2 separate regions of the Homo sapiens genome follow, and region 2 is linked to region 1. The links are chromatin contacts, found by Hi-C or POLR2A ChIA-PET in ENCODE. All regions are on one chromosome and are shown on one strand. The core of a region is the stretch at or near the end of the contact, and the rest is flanking DNA. Distances in the headings are between cores, read along the strand shown.

Region 1 (7,124 bases), core at 1,610-4,109:
ATATTTGTGCTTTTATTTGTCAACTTATTTTAAAACCCAGGTTCATTTTTTGAATTTGTTTTGACAGCATTCCTAAGATTTTTAATACTTTGATTAGAAATGTTCTAAGTTTTAGAAATTAATTAGACAGGCCAGGCGTGGTGGCCCACGCCTGTAATCCCTAAACTTTGAGAGGCCGAGGCGGGTGGATCACCTGAGATCAGGAGTTTGAGACCAGCCTGGCCAACATGGTGAAACCCCATCTCTACTAAAAATACAAAATTTAGCCAGGCGTGGTGGTGCATGCCTGTAATCCCAGCTACTCGGGAGGCTGAGGCAGGAGAATCACTTAAACCTGGGAGTCGGTGGCTGCAGTGAGCCAAGATCGCGCCACTGCACTCCAGCCTGGGTGACTGAGCGAGACTCTATCTCAAAAAAAAAAAAAAAAAATTTCATAAATTACTATCAAATTGCATGATAATAATAAAGTACTTGGGAGAGCCTTGGTAAACTTAGCACAACAACACAGAAAGCACCTTTGTAATTCAAAAGCTGTCCAGAAATACCTGCTTGTTTCCCAGATGGGAAGGGCCTGACTAAACTTCCAGAAAATGTGACTAAACATATATATGTCAGGAATTGAAAACTATTAGCAATGAACATTATGTACCATCTAAGGCTTACGTTTAAGACTAATGTTTATTTCCAGTTTTTTTCTGAGTACTCTGTAGATTCCCAAGTTAAAAATTACTGTAGTTTCTCAAATCAGTTTGTCTCCTAATGGGATGATTTAAGGTGGGAAACACACATATATAATTTGAAAAACTCAGTGCGGGAAGTAACTCTCCCTGAGTCTATGGGTTAAACTTTCTGTTAACCCTGTTCAACTGGTTTTATAAGGCTTTCAGAAGGGGTCCTGCTGCTGCTAGTGCAGGCAGTTAAAAATAGTATGGAGAACAAGGGCTTGGGGGAAGTCTGAGTCCAATCCTAGCATTTTGTTGATTTAATATTTCTGTTTTTTAGATGAGACAATTTAAGCACATGACCGAGAGGCCAAGTTGGAGACCAGGTTTAGAAGAGAAAAACTTTCACTTGACTCCTAATTTGTACTCAGTGACACATTAACGACAATGTAAGTGAAAGCAGGGAACTAAGGGTGGGTCAGGTTAGGTGGGAGACCAGGAGTTGTTATTCTAGTGTTATGGTAATTTCATGAATTTACTTTTGCTTCTCGATCTTCTTTTTGAGTAGTAAAAGAGGTTTCATGCCTCCAGTGAAATTACTATTTTTAAGCAGAGTTCTATCTGAAAAGTTCTATAAGAAAAAAAAAAACCACTCTTTAATTTTTTCACATGTAACTACTTAGTTATGTGTACTAATGAAAAAATAATCTAGAAGTTATTTTTTCAAATCGAGTTTTACATATTTTTTAAACAATAAAACGTTTTCTCCTGTTTTATAATGTCATTATTTTTGCTTCATTTCTATATCCTTTAGCTCAGTATTAAAAAGAAAAAAAAAACACTCAAAGTGGTGTGTTTTGCAATATTGATGATCAACTAAGGTCGGGATATTTATTTCCATCTGGTAGAGTTCAACTTCTGCCTCCTGTTTGCTTTCTCCATCTGCCTGCCTCCCTTCATCTTTCTTTTTTTCTTTTCCCCCTTCTCCTTAATGGAGTTGGGGTTAACCCTGTCTTAGGCCTAATCGTTTTAGCAGGCTCCCGCCTTCCTGTTACACTGGTTTTTAAGGTTGTTTTTTTTTTTTTTTGGTAGGGTTTCAAATAAACTTGAATGTCTACACTTAATACTTTCACAAGCTTCAAATTCTTTTTATTTTATTTTTATAAAGAGCAGGACTCAGGCTAGGACGGCATTTGGACTAGGTAAAAAAGAAAATCTTCAGTTTTGTGCACACAAGTTTTAAAATACATTGTACAGATTTTTTTTTTTTGGATACACACCACTCTTTACAGGATCCGCGTTATATCTGCTTTCAGTAACTGGCTCTCCTGTCCGCATCCAGTAAGGTTTCCACTCTTCTCTCCGTTGACTGCTGAAGTTACTGAAACAGCAACCACAAATGGCCTTACTAACCTACTTATTTTGCAATTAAACTTTTAAAAGATATCCCCCTACTCCTCCCCTAGGGTGGAACAGAAATGGCTCCGCGGCGTTGGCAGCTCGTCTGCGAGGGGACCCTGGCTCCCCGAGGCTGCAGTCCTTTTTCTTGGACAGAACGCCCCGCAGGACCGTTCCCTCCACTTTCCCCCGCACTAAGGCAGCGCACCGCCAGCACACACAGCGCTGGCGCCCGCATCGCGCCGCACCACACGCGTCTCCGGCTTGAGGAGCCAGTCACCGAGACCCGGAGCGGGAACGAGATGTAAACACGGAGTGGGGACATGCAGCCCGATCTGAGAAGGCGGCGTGAAGAGTAGACACAGCCTGCGCCAGGCGGTTCTTATTTACCCAGCACTTACACTCCAGGGCAAGCGGGCCCAGGCAGCGCACTCTTGGAGAAGGATGCACTGGCGCAGAGCCTGGACCTGCTGAAGCGGGAAGGAGGAGCTAGGGCTGGGGGCGGAGCTTTCACACGCGCACCCTCTGTTCCCTCCCTCCCTCCCTCGACACAAGCAACTGGGTCTCCAGCCGCCACTCCGGGTTTATTTGTTTACAAGCGGATTACGTCAGCTCCTCCCTCTCTTCCCTATCTCTGGACCCGCCTCCTGAACTCTTTTCCCGCCCCTTTCGGCTCCGAACCGGCTTGCGTCACAATGGTGCGATATTCGGATTGGCTGGAGTCGGCCATCACGCTCCAGCTACGCCACTTCCTTTTCGTGGCACTATAAAGGGTGCTGCACGGCGCTTGCATCTCTTCGCCTCTCGGAGCTGGAAATGCAGCTATTGAGATCTTCGAATGCTGCGGAGCTGGAGGCGGAGGCAGCTGGGGAGGTCCGAGCGATGTGACCAGGCCGCCATCGCTCGTCTCTTCCTCTCTCCTGCCGCCTCCTGTCTCGAAAATAACTTTTTTAGTCTAAAGAAAGAAAGACAAAAGTAGTCGTCCGCCCCTCACGCCCTCTCTTCCTCTCAGCCTTCCGCCCGGTGAGGAAGCCCGGGGTGGCTGCTCCGCCGTCGGGGCCGCGCCGCCGAGCCCCAGCCGCCCCGGGCCGCCCCCGCACGCCGCCCCCATGCATCCCTTCTACACCCGGGCCGCCACCATGATAGGCGAGATCGCCGCCGCCGTGTCCTTCATCTCCAAGTTTCTCCGCACCAAGGGGCTCACGAGCGAGCGACAGCTGCAGACCTTCAGCCAGAGCCTGCAGGAGCTGCTGGCAGGTGAGCAGGGCGAGGGCGTCGGAGGGACGCGGGCCCCACATCCCTGGGTCAGAGTCCGGCCGTCGGGGCTGCGGGAACCTCGGCAGCGCCCCGGGGCCGGTCGCGCTTGGGCCCCGCCGCGGGACCGGTGTGGTTGCGCTGGGTGGCCGCTAACAGCGGTTCCCCGCGAGGCTTTAGGGGCTGGACGGAGGGCGCCCCCTTCCCCCCAGCTGGCAAAACGGAGAGGAGAAGACAACACGCACAACAAAGAAACTTAAGCCCACCGAGGCGGGAGCTGCGGTCCGAGGACCGTCGGCGGATTTGGGGACAAAGGAGCCGTGGGGCTGGGGTGGGTTCGACGTCCCCTTTCCTCAGCCCCCTCCAACCGTTGCGTGGTCGGCGGCCCAGCCCCGGGGTGGGAAGCTGCGCCGCTGCCCCGGAGCCAGCTCAGAACGGACGTGCCGTCTCCCCGCGCCTCCTGCCCCTGCCCATTAATCATCGGATTTGTCACCGGCACAATTAACAGCCCTGCCCAGAGCGTGGTTTAGGGTTGCTTGTTTTTCTTCCCTTCGGGGTTAACAGTCCGGTGGCGCTTCTCATCTCCAAAGCCATCAACTCCATTGTGTGCATCTGGGGTGGGGTGGAGAAAGTAAACAGTTTCTCGCCTGGCCATAGGTGCCAGTGGCTTCCCGACTGGCCGAGGCTGCGCGCCTGATTCCTGTTTTGGCGGCTCAACCGGTTGGTTCCTGGAGATTGTTTTGTCCGGTACTACTGTGTTATTTCTAAAACCCTGCCCGCTTTTTCCATCCCCGCACATGCACAACAACGGATGCAATCCTGGACATTTTAAAAAGTTGATAGTTTTCATTTTCGCTCCTCAAAGGAGCCTGGGGTAGGAGGAATCCGCAGTGGGAGCTAACGATCCTAAGCGTTGTTTCTCTGTTCTTCTTTTCTTCTATAGAACATTATAAACATCACTGGTTCCCAGAAAAGCCATGCAAGGGATCGGGTTACCGTTGTATTCGCATCAACCATAAAATGGATCCTCTGATTGGACAGGCAGCACAGCGGATTGGACTGAGCAGTCAGGAGCTGTTCAGGCTTCTCCCAAGTGAACTCACACTCTGGGTTGACCCCTATGAAGTGTCCTACAGAATTGGAGAGGATGGCTCCATCTGTGTGCTGTATGAAGCCTCACCAGCAGGAGGTAGCACTCAAAACAGCACCAACGTGCAAATGGTAGACAGCCGAATCAGCTGTAAGGAGGAACTTCTCTTGGGCAGAACGAGCCCTTCCAAAAACTACAATATGATGACTGTATCAGGTTAAGATATAGTCTGTGGATGGATCATCTGATGATGATGGATAAATTTGATTTTTGCTTTGGGTGGGCTCCTCTTGGGGATGGATTATGGAATTTAAACCATGTCACAGCTGTGAAGATCTGGCACAAGATAGAATGGTAAAAAAAAAAAAAATTTTAAGTGACAGTGCCATAGTTTGGACAGTACCTTTCAATGATTAATTTTAATAGCCTGTGAGTCCAAGTAAATGATCACTTTATTTGCTAGGGAGGGAAGTCCTAGGGTGGTTTCAGTTTCTCCCAGACATACCTAAATTTTTACATCAATCCTTTTAAAGAAAATCTGTATTTCAAAGAATCTTTCTCTGCAGTAAATCTCGCAGGGGAATTTGCACTATTACACTTGAAAGTTGTTATTGTTAACCTTTTCGGCAGCTTTTAATAGGAAAGTTAAACGTTTTAAACATGGTAGTACTGGAAATTTTACAAGACTTTTACCTAGCACTTAAATATGTATAAATGTACATAAAGACAAACTAGTAAGCATGACCTGGGGAAATGGTCAGACCTTGTATTGTGTTTTTGGCCTTGAAAGTAGCAAGTGACCAGAATCTGCCATGGCAACAGGCTTTAAAAAAGACCCTTAAAAAGACACTGTCTCAACTGTGGTGTTAGCACCAGCCAGCTCTCTGTACATTTGCTAGCTTGTAGTTTTCTAAGACTGAGTAAACTTCTTATTTTTAGAAAGTGGAGGTCTGGTTTGTAACTTTCCTTGTACTTAATTGGGTAAAAGTCTTTTCCACAAACCACCATCTATTTTGTGAACTTTGTTAGTCATCTTTTATTTGGTAAATTATGAACTGGTGTAAATTTGTACAGTTCATGTATATTGATTGTGGCAAAGTTGTACAGATTTCTATATTTTGGATGAGAAATTTTTCTTCTCTCTATAATAAATCGTTTCTTATCTTGGCATTTTAATCAATCTCTTGTCATGATTATAGAGGTTTAGCTAAAAGTATTTTTTCTTAGAAGACAGGTTCTATAAACTGAATCTCTGTTGCACACTGGTCATGCTGGAAAAACATTTGATGAGGAATGAAGATGCTCTGTATATACATGTTTAGGTTTTACAGGAAACACAGGAGTAGCATGTTTTAAAAATTTCTAAAGTCAAAACATGGACACATTCACAGGCTAATGATCTCATGAAATAAGGATAAGAGACCACGGTAGCATCTACCAAAAATGTGATACTCAAAGGATTACATTTCATTGCTTCCCTGTTGAAGTGAAGATATAAATGTTCCATTCTGACCCACCTTTGAAAAACAATTACTTTGCCCCATGGATTCTTTGTTCAATTAGAAATTTCCCCGGGGCAGGTGACCCATAGTCTTAAAGAACAGGCTAAACACCACAGAGAGATTGGTTGCTTTTTGCTTTTCATCACCTGCAAGATGTACATAAAAATCACATAAGCTGGAATTCAACAAAAGGTATGTTTATGAACTTTTATTCTCAAAAGTTGAAATGCTGACTTTCTCGATTCCTCATTTTCAGACTTTTATTTCAGATAAATACTAAAAACCTAAGTGAACCTTGATAATGCTGTAGTGTAGATTACTTCACTACCCCATATAATAGAAGGACTTGCTGTTTAGTTGTAGAGGATAACAGCGTTTTTCAGTGGAAATTGAAAGTGGAAAAATTGAATTTTGCTCTACACAGTTAACATATAGTGGCCTTTTTTTGGTATATATGTAAACATGTTGACACTGGAAATACGCAGTCTGAAATAAAATTAGTAATTACTTGAAATTAGTAATCTCAAATAACTTTTAAGAAGTTATTTCTACACCCAGGAATAAATTATTCTGATTTTGTAGACAACACAGGAATAGGCCACTGAATATGCAGGTATTTAGAGTACAAATGTCTGTGGATATTATTGGCACACCATTCTCGAGAGTTAGAATTCGTAGACCCGCAACACATGGACTACCCTTGCCAATTGTTATGGTTTTATTTTTAAACCTATTCTGTGAAAAAGCTCCTCGGTATTTCAAACTTGAATTACAATAAAAACACCAGGTAGGGTTGTTTTTAAATGGGTCTCACCCCAGTGCTGACTACTGTTGTTTACCAACTACATTTCATCTGGTAACTCCATTGAAACTAAGTACCTCAACCATTTTTTTTTTTTATCATAAAGCCTTTTTTCAAATGGAAAGTTGTTTTTGAAGATCTTGACATCAGACTTTTTCAATCTTTGAAAATGATGGAAACAGTTAATAAAAATGTTTATTTTAGAATTCAGGTGATGTCTGGCTTGTGAGGAGCTGTTTATAAGTTTGTCTTTGAAAAAGGCTTGCACACATCACTCTGAGACCAGCTGTTTCCTGTGACTTTAACCTTACCTTCCCCAGACAATTGAGCTGAACCTGTATCTGCGGTACAGTAGCTGTTTGTGATGTATTTCTTGTTCACTGTTTCTGGGGAATGTTTTGAAATATTTTATTATA
Region 2 (7,124 bases), core at 1,489-3,988, 1.3 Mb before region 1:
TGTATTTTTAGTAGAGATGGGATTTCTCCATGTTGATCAGGCTGGTCTCGAACTCCTGACCTGAGGTGATCCACCCGCCTCGGCCTCCCAAAGTGCTGGGATTACAGGCGTGAGCCACCGCACCCGGCTCAGGACTATGACTTTTAAAGGGTCTGTGGATAATAGACCTGCGAGGGAGGTAGTGAGGTCAGAAGCAGGAAGAACAGGTTAGGAGGCTGTTGTAGTATGCCAGGTCAGAGCTGATGGTTGCTTGGATCAGAGGTGTAGCAGTGGAATGGTGAGAAACAGTCCAATCATGAGTAGAATTTGAAGTATAAAAAAAACCAATTTGCCAATCAGGCTAGATGTGTGTGGCATATGAAGGAAAAGGTGGATCATTTGGAAAGATGGGTTTGCCAGTAACTGATGTGGGGAAGACTTTATGGGAGGAGCAAAGGTTGGGGATAGGGAGGTCATGTTAAGTTTGGGATGCTTATTAGACATTCAAGAGTGTATATCAAGCAGGTAGTTATAGAGGCAAGAGGCACGATGAGGGGAGAGGTCTGGGCTAGATATGAATTAGGGGAGGCTTCAGCTTATAGAGTGTGTTTAGTATTTAAATTCATTGCATTACATGAGATCACTGTGGAAATGTATAAACAGAGAGGAAGCCCTAGAATAGAGCCCCAGTGCATTTCAGTGTTGCGATGTTGGGAGATAGAAGAAACCAACAAGGAAACTAAAGGAAGCTGCTGCCAGACAAGGAGGAAGAGAGCCATGAGAATGTTTATAGGAAGTTAGATAAAGCTTTGCAAAGAGGAAGGAGACCAGCTGGATAAGATGTCGCATTTAGGTAAGATAAAGATTAAGCACTGGACATTTGATTTAACCTTGTGGAAATCATTGGTGACCTTAACAAACAAGTTAGCGATAACTACAGCTTGATTGGAGGGTATGTTCAAGACAGAAGAGGAGGAGAGAAATTGGAGACAAGCAAAGTAGAGGTTCCTCTTCAAAGACTTTCCTCCCCATCTAATTAGGAATAAATAGTAACTTCTCTTAGAAGCAAAATTTATTCGAAGACCTGTGCAAACATTCTTAAATATTTGCTAGCCATAATAAAGAAATCAATATACTTTATGTTCTTAGCTCCCACAATTTAGCCTAAATATTTGCCCTGGCATGCTTATACTGGTCCAAGCAAGCATTAGGTCATAGCCTGTTCCTCTTCCTTATTTAAAAGTGTTTTTACCTTTCTCAGCATTCCACAAGTTACTTCCTCCTTCCTTTGTTCCCCTCTACCTTTACCTCTTTTAAAAAGTTCTAAGTTGCTAGCCAGTCAGGACAAATACAGAATGTGAGATCCCGTTCCAGCCAGTGGAAACCGGACACAGCAGTAGGGTGGACGCGTCAGGTTATAAATGACCCTGTCTCCTTTGTTCAGTATACTCTTGTGGCAAAACTCCTGGCGAGTGTACCCTTTCTGCAGGAAGTAAAAATGGCTTTACTAAATAAATTAAATTTATGTTCAAGTGCTATTTCTTTATGGTACCGAAGAACAAACATTTCAGAGATCAGTAAGATCTAGTGCTCAAGACCGATTGGCCCTAGCCAAGAGTACGTGACATTTCATCTATACAGGAGAAAAACCAGAGTGTATGGGTGCAGATGCAGGGAAATGTCCAAATGCTACAGTGGGAACTGATGGAAGTATCTAACTTGTCATGAAATAGGAAGCAGGACATCAGCCACAAGTGAGGATGGGGATGGAGATGCTGGAGGTTTGAAGAGAGAAGAGAAATAATAATAATACAATTATTTAGGGGAGAGGGAGAATGATGAAAAAGAGAACTAATGGTATGATTGTTGGGAGTATTAAGGGTTCCTCTGAAGTTAATTGTCAATTTTAGAGTAATCAGCATTGTTAAATATATTTCTTTAGTCCTGTTCAGGTACCTGGGCCTCTTCTTATCTCCTTTCTTTAGTCCGTTACATTTTTCAGAGGGGAGGTTTTCAGTGGGTTTAAAAACTAATTTTTGGCCGAGTGTGTTGGCCCATACCTGTAATCTCAGCACTTTGGGAAGCCAAGGCGAGCAAATCACTTGAGGCCAGGAGTTCAAGACCAGCCTGGCCAACAGGGTGATACCGTCTCTACTAAAAATACAAAAATTAGCTAGGTGTGGTGGCGCACACCTGTAATCCCAGCTACTCAGGAGGCCGAGTTGGGAGGATCACCTGGGCCCAGGGAGGTCGAGGCTGCAGTGAGCCAAGATCTTGCCACTGCACTCCAGCGTGAGTGACAAAGTGAGATCTTGTCTCAAAAACAAACAAACAAGCCAAAAAAAACCACCAAAAAAGCTAATTTTACTTTTTAAATAGCTTGGTTTTGGTTGAGTTTAGAGCAAGTTGCCTTACTTATGTAATCCTAATGTTACTTTATTTTACTTGAGTAAAAAATCAGTTTTATTAAGCTAATTTTATTAACATATTTGTAGACATTTGTAGCCAAAATGTATGATAACATCATTAGTATTCGCTTGCAGTTTCATTCAGCTGGTTGTAATTATTTAAATGGTATTTTTTTGAATTTTGCATTTTATAAGCTAAATCTGTTGGGAGATTGGAGCTGTTCTATTATGCGTAGTTCTAAGAGATGAACTTTCTAATTTTACTTTTGGTGTCTAGCAAAATGACATTTGTTTCACAAATGTGTTTGTTTTTCTGTCATAGGAAACCCAGCGTTTGCTGGCAGAACCAGTTCCTGGCATCAAAGCCGAACCAGATGAGAGCAACGCCCGTTATTTTCATGTGGTCATTGCTGGCCCTCAGGATTCCCCCTTTGAGGGAGGGACTTTTAAACTTGAACTATTCCTTCCAGAAGAATACCCAATGGCAGCCCCTAAAGTACGTTTCATGACCAAAATTTATCATCCTAATGTAGACAAGTTGGGAAGAATATGTTTAGATATTTTGAAAGGTAAGTGTTATCTTTATCAGCATATGCTATTATTAAGCTTTCTCCTTTTTCTCTTAAGCATTCCATGTTTAGAATGTAAACATTATACAAAGATCAGAGAGGTCTGTGGGAGGGAAGTGAAGCAGTTCTGGGCCTGTTTTTTTCATGCTTTATCATACTGGGCCTGTTGCCTTCATAGATAAGTGGTCCCCAGCACTGCAGATCCGCACAGTTCTGCTATCGATCCAGGCCTTGTTAAGTGCTCCCAATCCAGATGATCCATTAGCAAATGATGTAGCGGAGCAGTGGAAGACCAACGAAGCCCAAGCCATAGAAACAGGTATCTAATATTCATTCTCCTTCACACCACTTCCACTTTTACAAATTTGTATTACCACTTAAACTTTTCTAAAGCTCTTGGCAAGGAAAAGAAATAGAAAAAAGTATAATAAGTGAGATCCTGCTTATAGTATGTAAATACGTCTTAACAAAATGGCTTGCTATGGGACCCCCCAAATATAAAGACAACCTGTAATTGAAAGATCTTGGAGTCTCTTGTAACTACACCTGGTTTAACAAATACTGAGTGCATACCATTTATCTAGTTATATGTAAAGAATACTGGAAAACTTGAACTGTTTTTGTAACCCATTTGATTAAAGTATTCAGCTGTTTATGGCTACGGAATTTGGAGTCAAGAAGCTTCTGCTACAGATTTTAAGAAAATTAGTGGGGAGAATTGTGTATCTAGAAATGGACAACTTGATTCATCCTCTTGAATTTTCTAGAACTTCTTAATTTTATTGTAGTGTTTTGGTAATTGGACATTTACAAAATCTTTCAGCCCTGATCCAATTTATAGAAAAAGGCGTGAATTTAACAGATTACAGCATGACATTTCCATAATTAATAGTGGTTGTTTGCCATTTATAGTTTGGAAAGTAACATATTGAACTAAGTAAAATAATAATCGTATGTTTGTTTCTGTCTACAGCTAGAGCATGGACTAGGCTATATGCCATGAATAATATTTAAATTGATACGATCATCAAGTGTGCATCACTTCTCCTGTTCTGCCAAGACTTCCTCCTCTTTGTTTGCATTTAATGGACACAGTCTTAGAAACATTACAGAATAAAAAAGCCCAGACATCTTCAGTCCTTTGGTGATTAAATGCACATTAGCAAATCTATGTCTTGTCCTGATTCACTGTCATAAAGCATGAGCAGAGGCTAGAAGTATCATCTGGATTGTTGTGAAACGTTTAAAAGCAGTGGCCCCTCCCTGCTTTTATTCATTTCCCCCATCCTGGTTTAAGTATAAAGCACTGTGAATGAAGGTAGTTGTCAGGTTAGCTGCAGGGGTGTGGGTGTTTTTATTTTATTTTATTTTATTTTATTTTTGAGGGGGGAGGTAGTTTAATTTTATGGGCTCCTTTCCCCCTTTTTTGGTGATCTAATTGCATTGGTTAAAAGCAGCTAACCAGGTCTTTAGAATATGCTCTAGCCAAGTCTAACTTTATTTAGACGCTGTAGATGGACAAGCTTGATTGTTGGAACCAAAATGGGAACATTAAACAAACATCACAGCCCTCACTAATAACATTGCTGTCAAGTGTAGATTCCCCCCTTCAAAAAAAGCTTGTGACCATTTTGTATGGCTTGTCTGGAAACTTCTGTAAATCTTATGTTTTAGTAAAATATTTTTTGTTATTCTACTTTGCCTTTGTACAGTTTATTTTACTGTGTTTATTTCATTTTCCCAATTTGACAATCGTATTTTAAAATTGAAACTGATGGAACATTCTTTCTTGGTCTTCACCATCTGACAAATTGAATGGCAAGAGGTGGATTTTGCCAGTTTCTTTTCACTGATGCAGATTTGTGTTAAGATAGTACTGAATGGAGTATTTATAAACTGGCCCTGAGCATGCATAAAGCATCAGTATCTGACCTTTTTTTAACCTTCTAGGAATTTGAAATAAATGTGTTTGTGTTGTCTGATTAGATGATCATTGGTGTCTTGCCACAATGTTTAAAAATTACTGTACAGGAAAGTCACAGCAAAGATAGCAGTTGTGACTGACATGTAGGACTTTCACAGTTGTGCCACATTTTTGCCTAAAATTTGGGTTATGACATTTTTCTTGGTTCTTATCTGAAAATTTCATCTGTAACCTTTCATGTGTGTTAAGAAACACTGATCTGATCATTTGGGATTTGCTGAGGCATTTGTGAGTCTTCCTTATAAACCTGATGAGCAGATCTCAACTATCTAGCTTGTGTGTCATCAGAAAGGTTTATCCCTTTGAGAGTATCAAGTCCTCAGTTAATGATTCTTGCTTTCATCCCTCCAGTATTTGCTGTGGGAGCTCGTTTTATTCTTTAATTTGGAATTCAGTAATTTTTCTTCTTTATTGACGAATTCCTCCCCTCACAAAACTGTTCTTTCCCACCTCTCTCCATATCTAATTCCTGATTCTTGTTATTTTTAAGTCATAAATGTAGCCAGTCATAAATACATAAATGTTAACCTTCGGGTTGCAACCTTGTCTCTTGCAGTTTAAGGTAATGGATATTGTAGCCCATTTGAATTTTCTTCACTCTTATTCTCGTAATTCTGGAGTTTCTTCAGATTGTGGTGTATTTTATTGTGCTCCTATGTAAGATGAAGAATTAACTATTAAAATTACATTTTCAACATACAAAAGCTTTTGATGACTGGTAACTGGTATCCTTCCAAATAAATGCATTGCTTGGTAACAAATGTTAGCTTAATTCAGAATGAAATAGTTAACAACCCTAATATTGTAAAATTTGAAAACTGATAGCAGCTGTCATTTATAACAATTCTTGGGCTGTTTAAAGGGTACATTTGACTATAGCTAAGGAAATTGAATCTCACTTTAAAAATGAACCACACAAAACTTCAAGAAACGAAATAGAAATCAACATTTACTGCCCGTAATATTGCTCATGGTTATAGCTAGTATCACATAGTGATTTACAAACCATGAAATTCCAGATTTAAATCTGTTGCACTACAAAAATGTCTAAATGATGTCTGCTAAATTTGTGAGTTATAGAAGTACAGAAATAAGTCATTTTCATTTCAAATGCAGTGAATTTCTAATTTCATGGTATCATATTTTTTTCCTTTGCAGTTTTGGTAAGACTCCCCCATTACTTTGCTAAGACTTGCTTTCTCAACCAGTGGGATGAAACGAGTGCCAGTGTGTTGACTGAGCCTTCTTAGGACTTAAGGGGCTCTGGGAGAGGCCAAGGCAGCAGTTGAAAACTGCAGCTTCACCTGGCCTTTGGGCCTGTTTTCCCTGGCCCACACAGTGTGGCTGGTTAAAACATTCTGAATTTGATGCCAACATTTTTAAAAATTGGGAGATTTGCATGAAAATCCAGAATTCGGGTAACTTTTGAATGATCTGAAGATCTGGCAACAGTAGACCTGACCCACCTTTGTGCACGGGACTTAACTGAGAGGATCTGAGTAGCAGACACCCTAAGAGCATGTCATTGTCTTCTCACCAGTTACTCTCCAGTTGGCTAGAGTCCCCTCCGAGCACACCTGCTAGTCCTTCCCCCTTGTAAGCCTTTGACTTTGTAATCCCTGGGCTAAAGGAAACACATTATTCAACAAAAGTGTTTCATGTTTGCCCACTAGTTGTTGGGGATGATTAGGTGGTGAGTGAATGGCATGGGGCTTTCCTTTGGGGACCATATACTCTAATGGGGAAGGGGGACAGACAAATAGTTGTAACTCTGTCATGGAAAAGAGAAGTAACTTGGACAGACTTTTGGATTCAGGCCAGATGAACATCTCCAGGCAGAGGGAACAGCAGCATCTGCAAAGTCCTGGGAGAGAAGAAAAGAATCTGAACATTAAGTGGCTTCCTGAAAATCGACTGCCCAGGCCGGGCACAGTGGCTCATGCCTGTAATCCCAGCACTTTAGGAGGCCAAGGCAGGAGGATCACTTGAGTCCAGGAGTTTGTGACCAGCCTGGCTAACATAGTGGGACCCAGTCTTTATTTAAAAGAAAATTGCCCGTTAAGAGGCTTTTCTAAAATCTTGAGGTGTTGATAGGAGCTTTATGTTTTTTGACTTGATTGTTGTAGTCTACTTCGCTGCGATTTGCTTCTGCTCTAGTTATCCTTCATCCTCTCAAAGGCTGTC

The links. A loop is a pair of places that touch in the nucleus more often than their neighbours do. ChIA-PET counts read pairs that join two places held with the same protein, here RNA polymerase II (POLR2A). Pooled maps may share reads with other maps.
Region 2: a loop to region 1 is called in a pooled map, with 2.5 times the contacts of the local background. The contact joins the enhancer-like site here to the promoter of BTG1 in region 1. A Hi-C loop is called at or near these places in 1 of 37 single-sample maps with no recorded cell type and 3 of 50 pooled maps. POLR2A ChIA-PET finds 5 or more read pairs at or near these places in 2 of 52 experiments (OCI-LY7 and PC-9).

Annotation. Positions count from the first base shown.
Region 1 is chr12:92,141,581-92,148,704 of GRCh38, reverse strand. BTG1 (BTG anti-proliferation factor 1) reads left to right here and starts at 2,859. Exons shown (of 2, transcript NM_001731.3): 1 at 2,859-3,317; 2 at 4,258-7,124. The coding sequence starts at 3,170. The coding sequence ends at 4,625. BTG1-DT (BTG1 divergent transcript) reads right to left here and starts at 2,620. Exons shown (of 3, transcript NR_135036.1): 1 at 2,462-2,620; 2 at 1,943-2,043. LINC01619 (long intergenic non-protein coding RNA 1619) reads left to right here and starts at 5,874. Exons shown (of 5, transcript NR_132341.1): 1 at 5,874-6,098. RefSeq lists enhancers at 2,208-2,507, 3,342-3,878, 3,838-3,887, 4,148-4,197, 4,218-4,457 and 1 more and a silencer at 3,098-3,417.
Region 2 is chr12:93,406,885-93,414,008 of GRCh38, reverse strand. It overlaps UBE2N (ubiquitin conjugating enzyme E2 N), which reads left to right. Exons shown (of 4, transcript NM_003348.4): 2 at 2,710-2,956; 3 at 3,135-3,275; 4 at 3,930-7,124. The coding sequence ends at 3,970. NUDT4 (nudix hydrolase 4) reads right to left here. Exons shown (of 5, transcript NM_019094.6): 5 at 5,863-7,124. Among named protein-coding and RNA genes, the nearest start is that of UBE2N, 32 kb to the left of the region's middle. Within about 2 kb of position 2,738, at least 2 of the 41 ENCODE cell types and tissues checked have a DNase peak (open chromatin) inside an H3K27ac peak, as active enhancers do.